Linked DNA regions of Homo sapiens: region 2 is linked to region 1. The links are chromatin loops, found by intact Hi-C in ENCODE. Cell type or tissue: dorsolateral prefrontal cortex. All regions are shown on one strand. Each heading gives the region's core, and the rest is flanking DNA. Links, peaks and the distances in the headings are about the cores only.

Evidence for each region. Hi-C counts contacts between places; a loop is a spot of excess contacts. Peaks named below come from ENCODE experiments on the same cell type or tissue, not always from the same donor. Only the 100,000 strongest peaks of a DNase experiment are listed, where the experiment ranks them.
Region 2: a loop joins it to region 1, with 3.0 times the contacts of the local background. A loop is called at or near these places in 30 of 110 quality-filtered maps.

What each region holds. Positions count from the first base shown.
Region 1 is chr5:129,910,379-129,917,974 of GRCh38, reverse strand. All of the region lies in intron 2 of CHSY3 (chondroitin sulfate synthase 3), which reads right to left. Among named protein-coding and RNA genes, the nearest start is that of CHSY3-AS1, 8.2 kb to the right of the region's middle. In dorsolateral prefrontal cortex, for the core only: no CTCF peak of the experiment used is centred there; no DNase peak of the experiment used is centred there; H3K27ac peaks cover 241 bases.
Region 2 is chr5:130,151,590-130,159,185 of GRCh38, reverse strand. All of the region lies in intron 2 of CHSY3 (chondroitin sulfate synthase 3), which reads right to left. Among named protein-coding and RNA genes, the nearest start is that of CHSY3-AS1, 250 kb to the right of the region's middle. In dorsolateral prefrontal cortex, for the core only: no CTCF peak of the experiment used is centred there; no DNase peak of the experiment used is centred there; H3K27ac peaks cover 1,356 bases.

The sequences.
Region 1 (7,596 bases), core at 1,746-4,245:
AGACTTGATATTTGAATATGGAAAATTGATAAAAACAAATTTACACAGTGGTCGAAACCCTGAAGCCAAATTAGGGTCACCTGAGAAGTTTTAAACACTATCCATGCTGCAGGCCTCACCTGTAAGAGATTTTGACATAACGGATGAAGGGTGGGGTCCAGCATCAGAATTTTTTCAAAGTCCATTGAAAATTCTATTGCGCTGTCAGGAACCACTCTGAATGAACACCTTCCCTATTACAGCAAAGCCCACCATACAAAAATAAATAGCAATGAAAACCTATCCAATCAACATTATCCCACTCCCACGAGGGGAACAAATAATATAAACATTATAAGCTGGAAAATAGTAATAATAGTTAACCTTTATGCAGAGTTTATTGTGTGGCAAGCATTATTCTAAGGGCTTCTAATACACTGACCTTTTTATGCCTCACAACAGCTCTGTGAAGTTGGCACTATTTCATGCCTTTCTTCTGCAAAAATAGCTAGTAGTTGTAGAATGCTTAACACTGTGAGACATTACTCTGAATGCTGCTATTTGCATTGACTCGTTTAATCTTCATAACAGCTCTAGTGAGTAAGCACTGTTATTACAACAGGCTCTCTGTTGTAATAACATCCACATCAAAAGATATGGAAGGCCTATTGTTCTACACCATTTTATATAAGGAACTTTAGCATCCATAGATTTTAGTATCCATGGGGGTCTTAGAAACAATGCACCTCAGATATGAGGGCTGACCCATTGTAGACAGATGAGGAAACAAAGGCACAGAGAGGTCAAATAACTTGTGTAAGGCCACACAGCTAGTGAATGGCAAAACTAGAGTAAGAAGCCAGGTAATCTAGTGCTAAACTTAAAATACAAAGTCCTAGTTATTTGTGTGATTCAACAGGCATAAAATATATTAATATACAAGAAAATTACTAAAAATGTCTTTATTTTTCTCCTCTTCAAGGGATAGATATATAAACAAAAGAAGAGGCTTACTTAAGAAAACTCAAATAAGAATAATTTCGTCCTAGTTCTGAGAGAGGTACCAAAGTTGGACCCAACTAGAGATATTTCATGACCTACAATGAAAAAAAAACAATTTAGAAGGATGTCAGAGATGAGAAACCCAACTCTATATTAGATTTGAAACCAAGAGATCAGTAGGAAGCCTGACTCCTCCTTCTTATGCACTCCATGAAGACAAGGAAGGCATGTGTGTTGTTTACTGCTGATAAAAACTGCTCAATAAATACATTTGAGCAAATAAAATCATTTAGCTACATAAGATGTGAAATGACTGAATTCTAAGGCAGAACATTTTCAATTTATTTTAACACCATATTTTTTCATATTTTATGAGATACTCACGTATATTAAATATCCTTACTTCATATAACATTATTTCTGTACAATGGGTTATCAGATTATTAAAATACAGTTTTAATAAAAATGCCGATTTTTCCATTTTTTAATTTTTACATGAAAGTTTTACCTTAAAATTAAATTATTATTATAAAAGCAGACCTTTTAAATAATCATCTCAGTAGCTAGGTGACCACATTTCTAACCCAAGCTGTTTAGAATTCTCTGAACCTCTTCTGTGCTCCGCGGTTTGGGGGGCCATCCTGTCCTTACCTAGTTGGTTTCCTCCATTTGTGGTTGGTATATTTAATGTCTACCCTCCTCTTGATTAGCAAAGCATAACTATAGATCTGCCGTTAATCAACAATACAATAGCCACACTCTGGGTTCTCACCAGAGAATATGCATATCTCAAACTTCCTGTTGGGCAACCTCATATCAAACATTTGAGTGAGACATAACATCCTTGAAGGGCTCTTTGAAGAGTATGTTATATTTTAAAACAAAATCAAGCAAGGAACCAAATAATAGTACACTATGACCATAACTGTATTATCTCTAAGTTGAATTTCTTTTGTAGAATTGCCCTTTTCAGTTGTAGCCCTGGCTTCTATTGAGAGAATTATTAAGGAACATCCAAATTAAACCACGCTACTCTATTTATAAAAGTGGTGCTAAGGATGTGATCTGCTACATCCCTCACAACTTCCTTCTGTTCTCTAGGGGAGATTTCTCAGGTCTCAGTATCGAAAGAAGTTAGAGTTCTCTTTCATGCCAGGAAAACAGGAACCCAACATGTATTTTTATGGTTTTATCATATTTTCTGCATACTTTTCTCTTATTTCTTCACATTTTAATTGTATTTTACTATAAAGTATCTATATTAATATTACACATATTAATTTCTTTAAACCACCACTTTTTGAGACACAGAAACTCTACAAATAAACAAATAGCTTTGCAATAAAAAATAATGAAACTGAAAGAGATAATGACATGTTCAGATACCACTGACTGTGAAGAATGATTAGCATAGCTTTCAAAATTACAAAGGTTGAGTAAAACTTTTTAAATCTCAAAAAATTAATAAATGCATTTCGTTCATCTGTTACTTCAAAAATTGTGCCTGCTTATTTTTTAAACACATTATTTTGATTCAGTTAATTTAGAAACGTGTTATACACTTTCTAAGACAGAGTATCTTTAAACACAGATCACGACTCAAACCGATTTATATGTAGTTAAGCCTCAACTAGAATGTTGTTTAATGGTTAGGACAGTATTTAAGAGAACATTAGAATTGTGAAGAACTGCAACTCCTCAATTTTTCAGTTTACTTAGGCTTTTTTGTGGTTCAATAATATCAGATAATGACTCATGTAACTCAGCTGATTTTGTTTCTAATTTCAATGAATTTTTTTAACTGAAATGCCTGATTAACAGCTATACCTGGTGCAAAAATAACATGCTATAATAAAAATTAAATGCAATATAGTTATATAGTAGAATATATTTCTCTGTAATTTCAGCATAATTCACTAAATAGAAAAGAGACTAAAATAAATGTTTCCCAAAACATAGCTTTTTGGAGACTAAGACAAAGAAGGGGAAAGTAGGAAACTGACCTGGAATTATTTCAGGAAATTAGAATGTTTGTGATCAATTAAAGAGAAAGAATATTCAAAGTTTTTAAATTAATATGAGTATTTTTGTTATCACAGAGCTTATTTCGAATTGCCTGTAGGCATCTTCCAAACTTAACATTTTTCATAATTGTAGTAAATCATCTTCTTAGAAAGCATAAATTGTCACAATTTAGGTGATAAGACATCAGTTAGTGATAAAAATGAACTATCTAAGCCTACAACGCTTACCATATCATGCTTCTCCATCAACTCAGAATGCAATTTTATTTTGTATAATGAAGAAAACAGTGTGGAAGAAAAGAAGTTTTACAAAATCGATGCATGATGATTTCATCTGACAAGTGGGATGAGAGTGGGAAGAGTAGGTGTGAGAAGCTTACTGCTTTTAGTAAAGTTAAAAACTAAATTGTGACTGAATCAGACCAAGAAAAGATTTTGAAAGACTGAATTTTAAATCAAAATCCCTGTCTTATACTTTTTCATATATATGAATATACTTTGGGGGCATAAACATGTTCATGATTGAGTAAAATCAACATTAGAAAAGAGGGAAATTTGGCTGGGCGCGGTGGCTTACGCCTGTAATCCCAGCACTTTGGGAGGCCAAGGCAGGCAGATCACCTGAGGTTGGGAGTTCGAGGCCATCCTGACCAACATGGAGAAACCCCATCTCTACTAAAAAAAATACAAAGTTAGCTGGGTGTGGTGGTGCATGTCTGTAATCCCAGCTACTCGGGAGGTTGAGGCAGGAGAATCACTTGAACCTGGGAGGGGGAGGTTGCAGTGAGCCAAGATTGCAGCATTGCACTCCAGCCTGGACGACAAGAGTGAAACTCTGTGTCAAAAAAAAAGGGAAATTTATATGGAATAGGAAGCTAAGAAGGATGTGCAGCAGCCCTATAAGAATAACACAGATATTTTAACCTTAAAAATATGTTATTAAGAACTTATTGATAGTTCAGTTTCATATGGTACAGCTTTCTGATATTACTTACAAGCTCAGGAAAACACTTCCAGAACATATCCTTTTGTGAAATAATGTAATTTCCTAGGGTGTTTACAGACTTTAAGAAACTAAGATTGAACATAAAACATTCTAGTGTAAAATTATCACTTTAAGGAGTCTAATGAAAATCTAGTTAGTCTTATGAAATAATTTTTAAAACTACAGATAAATATTTTTACCAACATAGAACCCTGCTGTCTTTGAAATAACATTTAATTGAATGAAATAGATATCTTCTTTGGCTCTATTTTACTGCAAACATTAAAATGATAAATACAAACTATTCTTAAACTGACTCTTAGAAGAAATGCAAAACTCCTTCAAAGGGAGAAGAACAATAATCAGAATTAAAATTATTTTATGAATTGAATATAAGTGATCTTGTTAAAAACAAAATCAAAAAACAAAACTTTCAGTTCTGCTAATACACAAAATGAACATGAATGTATAAATAATTTTTAACAGTGAGAATATTTTTGTTATTTACTAAAAACATATCTATAATAAAATGTAACTATGTTATATGATATACAATTTTAATGGCCAAATTTGTAACATATTAACTCTTCCATAAATTAAAGTATTTTAAATATGCCTCTCAGTCTCACTGGAAAATCACTTCATTTTCTACAGAATATTATCATGAAACTTGCAATATGTGCATTATCTAGTTCAAAAGATCAAAACTTTTATGCCTATGTAAGCCAGGCAGGGAAAATAAACGTGAAAGAAGAGTCTTACAAATAATAAGAGGACATGAAGGGAACTGTAGATTGCCTGCCTCTGCTAAAGGTGTCAAAAAACAAAAACAAAAGCAAAAAACCTTAAAATACTCTATGTGCCAAACAGTGTTTAAGAGCCATATGCAGCCTCCCAAACTGCCAGATTGCAGCTCTAGAAAAGCAGTAGCCAAGATAGAGCTCAACCAAAAGTGTGATCTTTGCCAACAGGAGAGGCCAATAAATTCTAACACTTGCAGAGTGAATAGAATAGAATGCATGCTTCATTCAGTTAGTAATCTTTGCTTATAAAGTTTGAGGTATAACCCATGAAGTCTGTTGGTTATTAACATCTGCCATATGGCCTTAAAACAAGATGCCTCAATCCTAAGTGGGAAAGGGAGAATCTCAATTTAGACTCTCCAATGATCACAGGCACACAAAGAACCAGTCTGTATAAGGCTCACCCTCAACCAAAGGCCTCTTTATTCTGAACAGGTCAGACCATGCTGGAGGCCTAACTGTGATCTACTGTGGTCTGGGTGCACATCCAGTGATCTTTTAAGATATCTGGATTGGCCTATATGAGCACATTAATTTACTAGGAACCTGGTGAAAAGCAGTACATATCAAAATACATTTGAAATTTATTTTATCTATCACCAAGCGGAAGGAAATAGAAAAAGTGAGCAGAGAAGACAGAGAAAAAGAGCAAGAGACCAACAAGCAAGACATATTTCCCCAGACCACCTGGGCCTTATTGAGAGAAAGGCCAGAAGCTGCAGATCATTACCTCAAAGACCTGAGGTACACCAGGAGGAGGTTCCCACTGCCTTGAGAGACAAGCCCCTGGGTGTTCATGAGTTGACTGGAGAATGAGATACTACTCACTTCCTTCCCTACTGAAGATGCCAGAGAAATTCAAAAAAGGGGGCCATTGTTCTGGCAATTAATTTAGAAATCTATACTGTAATTTTTTTCCTTATGTAGATCTGTTTGGGATTCTTTATATATGTATATTAAATAATAACTTGTTAAGTAATATTTTCCACACAACATCCTCAAATTCAGTTATATATATCTTATACATATTAGGTGCAAAGACTGAAACAGATATTTGTAATGCATTTTTAAAACAGGTGTCCATATTTCATAGTAAGTTTTTTTGTTGTTGTTGTTTGTTTGTTTCTTTGAGACGGAGTCTTGCTGTCTCCCAGACTGGAGTGCAGTGGGCTATCTCGGCTCACTGCAAGCTCCGCCTCCCGGGTTCACGCCATTCTCCTGCCTCAGCCTCCCAAGTAGCTGGGACTACAGGCGCCCGCCACCACGCCTGGCTAATTTTTTGTATTTTTAGTAGAGACGGGGTTTCACCATGTTAGCCAGGATGGTCTCGATCTCCTGACCTAGTGATCCGCCCGCGTCAGCCTCCCAAAGTGCTGGGATTACAGGCATGAGCCACTGCGCCCAGCCCATAGTAAGTTTTACTAATACTGAATTCCTCATATTTCTAAAATACTGCAACATACTGGTTTCTTATTCTTTGCCAAAAAAAGCTTAACTCTCTGAGAATTTATTTTTTATTTTGACCCTTTTGATGTAAATGAATCACCCATCCATTACTAATGATTATTAAGTGAAATATATGAATCCATGTTGTATAATATAGTACGTGATATCTATAACATTAGAACAATAAAAACTAACATCTACTGAAAATTTACTATGTGACAGACACTACATTAAGGGCTTTACATGGATTATTTCACCTAATCTTTCCTGAAATGTATGAGATAAACACTCTTAAAATCTCCACTTTCAGTTGAATTACACACGACTTAAAGAAGTAACTTGCAAAAGACAATTAAACTAGTAAGTGTTAGGATGGTGGCTCAAACCCCAGTTCATATCCCGCTATTACCTTTCTCTCTCTTTCTCTTTTACAACATATTTTTAATAGTATATACAAACACAGAGAAAGTAATTTCAGTTTAGCAGTTAAGAAGAATACTAGAAGCTTCAATCCTGGATTTTTAAAAAATATAACTTATATTCAAGGAAACTATACAATTATATATTTTATTTAATAATTATTTCAATTCTCTTTTTATAAGATCTGTAAGCACGTTCACCATTTTTAAAAGATGACATTCTATCATGAACACTTCATCTATTCAAACTTAAAAATCATGAACATGCCACCTTAACAGGACTCTCAACTCTGAAAGAACTTTTGTTAGGAGGATAAACCAAAAAAAAAAAAAAAAATCCTAAAATTTGTGAAAGGCATAGATAAAAGAAATTTAAAAATTTACCAAAATTCTATCACAGATAGTGCTTTTAAAAGAACTATGGGAAAAAAAGTAATGATCAATTTCATAGCTTTTTTAATGAGCAGATGTAAAATCTCACCTTTACTGAGAATGCCAACCTGGAGTAGAATAGACCAATCTTTCTATATAATATGAACAGTATCATATATGGACACCATTTCCACTAACATAAAATCCAAATTAGAAAGTGAAGTATGGGATCTGTGAATGTTATAACCAGTTTAGCTGTGCCCCAAGTTACGTACTTAGGTGTCTCATGAAACATAGAACACAATCTAGTATTAAAATTTAGATATAATCTCTTTGTATATGTATCTTTACTAGTTTTGCTAACAATGCTTTTTCACATATCTCTTGGTAATAAAATTTACCATCATTTCTCTATATAAGACTTTTGAGATTTTTTATTAGAATTAAATCAATGCCTCCCTTAAATAAATACTGTTTAAATAGCTCCTTTAATGACTGAAATCCCAATACAAAGTAAATTCTATATAATAACTTAGCAAAACATAAAGTCAACAGTACTTATCTAG
Region 2 (7,596 bases), core at 3,011-5,510, 240 kb before region 1:
CTCAAAAAAAAAAAAAAAAAAAAAGACAAATCTTAATGCAGAATTAAGAAATAAATGTTTTAATGTTTTTTAGTAAACCAAAATTCTGCTTGGTGCCATGGTTCACGCCTGTAATCCCAGCACTTTGGGAGGCTGAGGCAGGCAGATCGCTTGCACTCAGCAGTTCGAGACAGACTGGGCAACATGGTGAAACTGCGTCTCTACAAAAAATAGAAAAATTAGCAGGACGTGGTAGCACATGCCTGCAGTTCCAGCTACTTGGGAGGCTGAAGTGAAAAGATCGCCTGAGCCCTAGGAGGTCGAGGCTGCAGTGAGCTGTGATCATAGCACTGCACTCCAGCTTGGCCAACAGATGGAGATCCTGTCTCTAAAATAAATAAATAAACAAACAAATAAAAAAAATGGAAATTCCCTTGATGACAACTTTCTTTTTGTCTGTTCATACTTAAGTAATGCTTTTCAGAAACTTGCTGCAAAAACTCTAGAATAAGTTTTCAGCTCACCCATACTTTCCTTTATAAAAGGTCACCACTTAGAAAATTCATTCTCCCTTGACTAATGGCTGATCCTGACTTAGAATCAAAGGCTGTCCAGAGCATAATATTGGGCACTTTAAAACACATCTTGTCTAGACCCACATTTGATGATAAATGCCTTTTATCTGATCTCTTTAAACTGGGAAATTGACATTAAGTATTTGCCGGGTACCACTTGTTGGCTAAGAAGTACTCTAGGAAACTTAACGTAGGGTATAGCTAGATGTTACTTGCTTCTTTAAGAACAGGATACAGCACCTCTACCATTGTTCTTCATTCAGAGCAGTGCAATGGTAGAGTTGAAATTCAAACTCTGGCATGTCTGGCTTCAAAGGCATGCTCCTGCCACTCACCACACCAGCCAGACAACTTTGATTGTCAGAGGTGTTTGTGAACCAGAGCGACTCCATCTTGAATAGGGGCTGGATAAAATAAGGCTGAGACCTGCTGAACTGCATTCCCAGTGAGTTAGCCATTCTAAGTCACAGGATGAGATAGGAAATCAGCACAACATACATGTAACAAAGACCTTGCTGATAAAACAGGTTGCAGTAGAGAAGCTGGACGAAACCCATCAAAACCAAGATGGCAACAAGAGTGACCTCTGGTCGTCCCCACTGCTTTTAAAATGCAATTATAATGCAATAGCATGCTAAAAGACACATGACAATTTATAAATGCCATGACAACTTATAGATGCCATGGCAATTTATAGATGCCGTGGCAACATCCAGAAGTTACCCTATATGGTCTAAAAAGGGGAAAAATCCTCAGTTCTGGGAATTTCCCACCCCTTTCTTGGAAAACTCATGAATAATCCACCCCTTGTTTAGCATATAGTCAAGAAATAACCATAAAAATGGGCAACCAGTGGCGCATGCCACTGCTCAGTTATTTCTTTACTTTTTAAATAAACTTGCTTTCACTTTACCCTATGGATTCACCTCGAATTCTTTCTTGCTCGAAATCCAGGAACCCTCTTTTGGGGTCTGGATCGGGAGCCCTTTCAGGTGACATGATGATTGGGATTCAGTGCCTCTCTGTTCGGTTGACTCTTTTTTAGACAGATGTGACCCATAGAAAATTTTTCTCTACTAAACGAAAATCTTTGGTCCTTTAAATCTTAGCGACTGGTATTAATTCTAACATCTAACATTGCCAAACTCAGGTTTTATTCCTTCTTCCATATGACATGTCTTCATGTTATAGATAGCTTGGGTCACTTAGGTCTGCTGCTATGCAGCCTAAATAGTTCCTATTAGCACCCTAGTCTCTCTCCTTTAAATATGTTTCTACTGAATTGCAGTCCTATTAAGGTATAATAACCAAAAGTAAACACATAACAGCACTCCAGGTATGGCCTGAGTATCTGAGCACCAGATTTGGCTCATTGTTTTGGCCTTTTAAAAATACAGTAGATCATTATTCCCTTAACTAACATTTATTCTATTAATCTTCACAGGTTTTAAAACATGATGTGCTTGCTGTCTGTAAATTTACCTGAGTCATTGATAACAATGGGAGAGAGAAGTCAACTCTGTGTGGCTCTCTGGTCCAGACTGATACTTAACCTCAACATGTGCACATTTGGGGACCACAAGTAAGTAGTTCGTAAACTTGTGTTTGAATCAAAGCCTCACCTCAAACCAGCCAAGTGATTTAGAAAAGGAATTTAACCCCAGTTTCTTAATCTACAAATTAGGAATGACAGTATATCCTTACAGCTGCCATAACAATGATATTTGTAGATTCTAAGAGAGTCTTCACACAGAATAGATATTCAATAAAAAGTGTTTTCTTGCTGTTAAAAAAGTTTCCATACTGTTGTCATAGAGATGGGTGTCAAAAAGCCTGATCCTATGGTTTCAGCCAGTAGCTGTCTGTAAGATGTAGCTTGCTTGCCCATAGTCAATCTAGTCCATGTATTAATCAATTAAACCCCAGTAATTTGTTTATCTGCTGCTTAAGCAAAACCATCTATGTCTTTACTAATATTAAGCCCTCTTTGAGCACTGAGTGGAAGGGTGTTGATGCTCAGAGAGCATGATATGTTTGAACTCCCAGGCTGGTGCCACAAATCCATCCTTGGCTGCCTTTGACTTGTTATAGTCCTTCATTCAAATCACTCAGCCTTTGTCATTCCACTTTTCTGATCTGTAAAATGGTGATATTGACCCATCTCACAGGTATGCTGCGAAGAAATGCTAATTAATAGTAGACAAAACACTTTGAAAATGCAAATTGCTATTTAAATACTAAATGTGTGTATTCAACAGATGACAAGTGTACCTTGGCATTAAGGTGGCCTAGATGATGAAATGCCTTGCACAAAATGGGGGAAACCAAATAAACAGCCTGACACCTGCTCAAAATCCATACTCCTCTCTCATTCTATTTTGAAGCAACCAAATTTTTATGGATTTTGTGACTGCAAGTTAGAAATAAGCAGTAACTTGAACGTCTCTCTTTAAAAGGTGGAGGATATACTTTAAGTGACTGTCAGAAAAACAAGTAACTAAATTGCTCAGGGGAAAAAAATTACTCCAGGTAGTGTATACTATGATAAGAAATCTGACAGTTCTTTCTGTAAAAATTCAGTATTACTAATAAAGCTATAACTGCACTCCTCATACCATAAGATCTATTGATTTGGATTAGCAGATACAGCTGCTCTCAAATGCTAAACTGTCAGGTTAAGAAAATGTTTTGAGATTGCAAAATAGATTACAAATGTACAATGATTAAAAAACAAGACTACATAAGCCATCCTACCCTTCTACTGAGGCAGCTCTTACTAGAGCCGAACAGCTGCTTAATAGAATCTCACTAATGTATGCCACTCCAGGAACTATGCAGTGGCCTTCTTCAGCTTCTGAAAAAGAAGCTGCTAAATATTCCTCAATATGACTCTTTACCGACTCGTCCAGCTTAGGATCTCTCCCTTGCTTTGAGGATATAAAGAACATAATGCCTAAACCATCTGGAAACATTTTATTTGAGTTGTCTTTTTACCCCACGAGGAGCCTGTGGCAGGATTTGCATTTTCAAGGCTTTTCAATTTTAAACAGTTAATCATCTTAGAGGATAGGGATATGCAAAGCTGGCAGTGTTTCTTGGGAGACTTGATAGAAACTCAGTAGAGGAAAAGAAACGTTTCTAGTTTGAAGTGGAAGGTTGCATTAAACATGAAATAAACACTTCATTCCTGTGCTGCCAGACTCTAAAAATAGGGCCTTGAACAGATTTAAAGTACCATTCTATGCTTTCTCCAACAAAGCCACTAGCACTATTAGCCTGATTACTGCACAAAAAGAGGGCCAGATGGCTTGCCCTTCAACTGAAATCAAAGGGCCTTCTTTTATGTGCACATTTTTTCCCCAAATGGGGGCTTCCTAAATATGTAAAGGTCCCACGTTTACTATACAAAGAAAATCTGCTGGCCCATTACAAGCTATCTATCCAGAATCCAGCATTCAGTTTTCTTGGCATACTGAAGAATTAAAACCAAGGTTAACTCTAGGAAATGCCTCCTACAGACCTCATCTTCAGATTACAGTATGTCCCAGGGAGTAGCGGTCTACCACTTAACCAATACCAAATTCCTACTGAAGATTCAAACCTGTTGGAGTTGCTGTTCGAGGTGTCAATATGGTCATCATCGAAGAGTGTGTTAGAAATGAAGACTCTCAGGCCCCACCCCAAACCTAGTGAATCAGAAGCTGTAGTTTAACAAAATCCCCAGGTGATCTGGATGCAAGTTAAAGTTTTAGTGGTACAGGGTTTGCCAGTCTCTATCTAACACTCTACCTTCCTAGGAAGATCTTTAACTCCCTTAGTAGTTCTATTGTAATTATCTCACACTCCTAACAATAACATTAATTTCTCCTCTTACAATATAATATTGAATAGAAAAGAATTTCATCTGAGAGTCACACAGCAACAACATATAAACACCTCCATGTCAAAGTTAATTAACATATTACTATTAATGAACATCCACTATGTGCTACATAACCACCAGAATTGAAGAAGACACACTCTCAACCCAATGATTTAATAATGTCTAGACACATATGAATAATCGCAAATGAATAATCACAACGCTGGATGGATAGACACACAAAAACATGGCATTTAAGAAGGCACTGAGTCTTTCTGAATGGGAGAAAATAAGATCATGGGATGGTTCACTGAGATAGTTTAAGATAATATTGGATTAGCTATCATAATGTTTTGTCCTCCATTCCAAGACATGTGAAATTTAAATTAGCAAGTGGGACACACACATTCTAATACTCCAGAGGCCAGGGGCAAAGAGTTGAAGGAGATTAAGTGAAAAGCTATTTGTCTTATGTTAAAGGAAGAGCTATTCCTTAAATTCTTGTCTACTGGGACTGATGTTAGCATATCTTGTGATTTTTAAAAACAGCCAGGGCCAGACGCGGTGGCTCATGCCTGTAATCCCAGCACTTTGGGAGGCTGAGGTGGGTGGATCACCTGAGGTCAGGAGTTCAAGACCAGCCTGACCAATATGATGAAACCCTGTCTCTACTAAAAGTATGAAAATTAGCTGGGTGTGGTGGCGTGCACCTGTAGTCCCAGCTACTCAGAAGGCTGAGGCTGGAGAATCACTTGAAACTGAGAGGTGGAGGTTGCAGTGAGCCAAGATTGTGGCATTGCATCCAGCCTGGGCAACAGTGTGAGACTCTGTCTCAAACAAACAAACAAACAAACAAACAAAAACAGCCAGAAATCCAAATTTCTATGGTATGTGCAATTTCCTAATGTTTACGTAATGATTACAGAAAAAAAATAAAACAAACAAAAAAACGAAAAACAAAAACTAAATGAACAATGAACCAAGTAAATAAAACTAAGAGCTTGCCAAGAACCAATAGTTTGCAAACTCTAAACTCTAGCATTTTGACCCAACAGAGGCTTGGCAGCAGTGCTCACAATGGGGGCTCCACGATGATCAAGACCAGCTGTGGCACTTGCAGAGGTGACATCAGGAGGAAGCACAGTGTGATGCATGCTGAAGTAGAATCCTGCCTTCAAGGAGCTGTAAATTAAAAAGGGACTACCTGTTGGAGCAATGAAAAAAGGCTTCCCAGATTGGGGATTATACGCTGAGATTTAAAGGATCAAAGGTGAAAAAAATGGGAAGAGAGGTAATAGGAGAAGGTATTTATAAGCAGGTAAGATTCAACTTGCAAAACTTAAAGGCTGAGAGAGAATGATGTTTTGAGAAAACATCAGAGGTCAGAATGGCTAGGAGAAGGGTATACAAAGGCAACAAATTTATGTAGTTTTAAGCAGTTGGTGAATTATGTCGTATGTTTTTTTTTTCTCAAGAATGGTAATTTTCCAGGTTGGGGCAAGAAAAATAGGACTCTAAATTTTATTTTAGAGTCTTGCTGTGTTGCCCAGGTCCCCAGGCTAGAGTGCAGTAGTGTGATCTCTGCTCACTGCCTCACTGCAACCTCCGCCTTCCAGACTCAAGCAATTCTCGTGTCTCAGCCTCCCAAGTAGCCAGGACCACAGGTGTGCACCACCACACCCAGCTAATTTTTGTATTTTTAGTAGAGGCAGGGTTTCACCACTTTGGCCAGGCTGGTCTCGAACTCCTGATTTCAAGTGATCTGCCCGCCTCAGCCTCCTAAAATGCTGGGACTGATTACAGGTGTGAGCCGCTGCACTTAGCCTATCAGTAGTTGCTTTTATGTAACATGCCATTGATTTGACTGGGGCTACAGAGATGATGTACACAGAAGTAAGAATTTTATAAAACTAGTGCTGCTTAGGCTAGCAAATGGTTTGTAATAATTTCTTCAGTTTTCAAAAATTACCAAAAACTGAAAGAAGGCCATTTTACAGATGTTCCAAGGGCATTAAATATTATCAGTCAAGCTTCCTTCATATTTCTTTGCAAAACAGCTTTTAACAACAGCTGTGATTCTCTTATCTGTTGCTTTCAAAGGAAACTTGTGTCTATTGCTGTATGTATAGTTTTAATTATAGGTATTCCATATGTGAATTTTAATTATTTATTTACCTCCAATTTTAGCAAGAGAACACTGATTAGAAGCTTAAATAACTCTCGCCCTCTTACTCACCCTCACAAAACTGATAGGAAAAGTTTTAAATACTCTGTGGTGAAGGAAAAAAAGTCGACATAAAAATATCTACAAAAATTACAGGAAGAAGAGAAATGATGAAAGTTAGTAGAGGATCAAAACATGTGAAGCACTTTTTATTTAATTTTTCAATATGTGTTCTGGAAATCATTAATAGTCAGTCTGCAGCTGTTTCTTACTGAATATAGTGTTAGAATGGGAAGACCACAGCTTTTATGGAAAGTCAACAATTTTGATTATGGTCACAAGGTTTGCAAATTACTTTGGCTTCAACTATTCTGCTATTATTTTTTCCTTATAGTAAATATTAAACGTTAATGCTGGAACAGTGGCTTTTAAACTTTCATGTGAAGATGCAGCTGGGGTGCTTGTCAAAAATGCAGATTTTCAGACTTTTTCTTAAAAGAGTCCAATTCTGATTTTTAAAATGTGTCTCCAAGTGATTCTGATGCAGGTGTCTCCGAATTAAATTTTGAATAATGTTGGGCTGGCTCAAGGGCACCTAGTGCCTGGCATAGATATGTCCTCAAAGAAATTAAAAACTTCTCAGATGTATCTACAATGACAATGCTGATGAATGCTGATGAATGCAAGCATTGTGAGGGGATGAATTTTGCCTGTTTTGTTCACAGCTAATATGGTTTGGGTTTGTTTTCCCACTCAAATCTCATCTGGAATTGTAACCTCATAATCCCCATGTATCATGGAAGGGACACAGTAGGAGGTAACTGAATCATGGGGGCGGTTACCCCCATGATGTTCTCATGATACTGAGTGAGTTCTCATAAGATCTGGTAGTTTTATAAGGGGCTTTCTCCGTTTGCTTGACACTTCTTCGTGCCACCATGTGAAGGAGGACGTGTTTGCTTCTCCTTCTTCCATGACTGTAAGTTTCCTGAGGCTTCCCCAGCCGTGCTGAACTG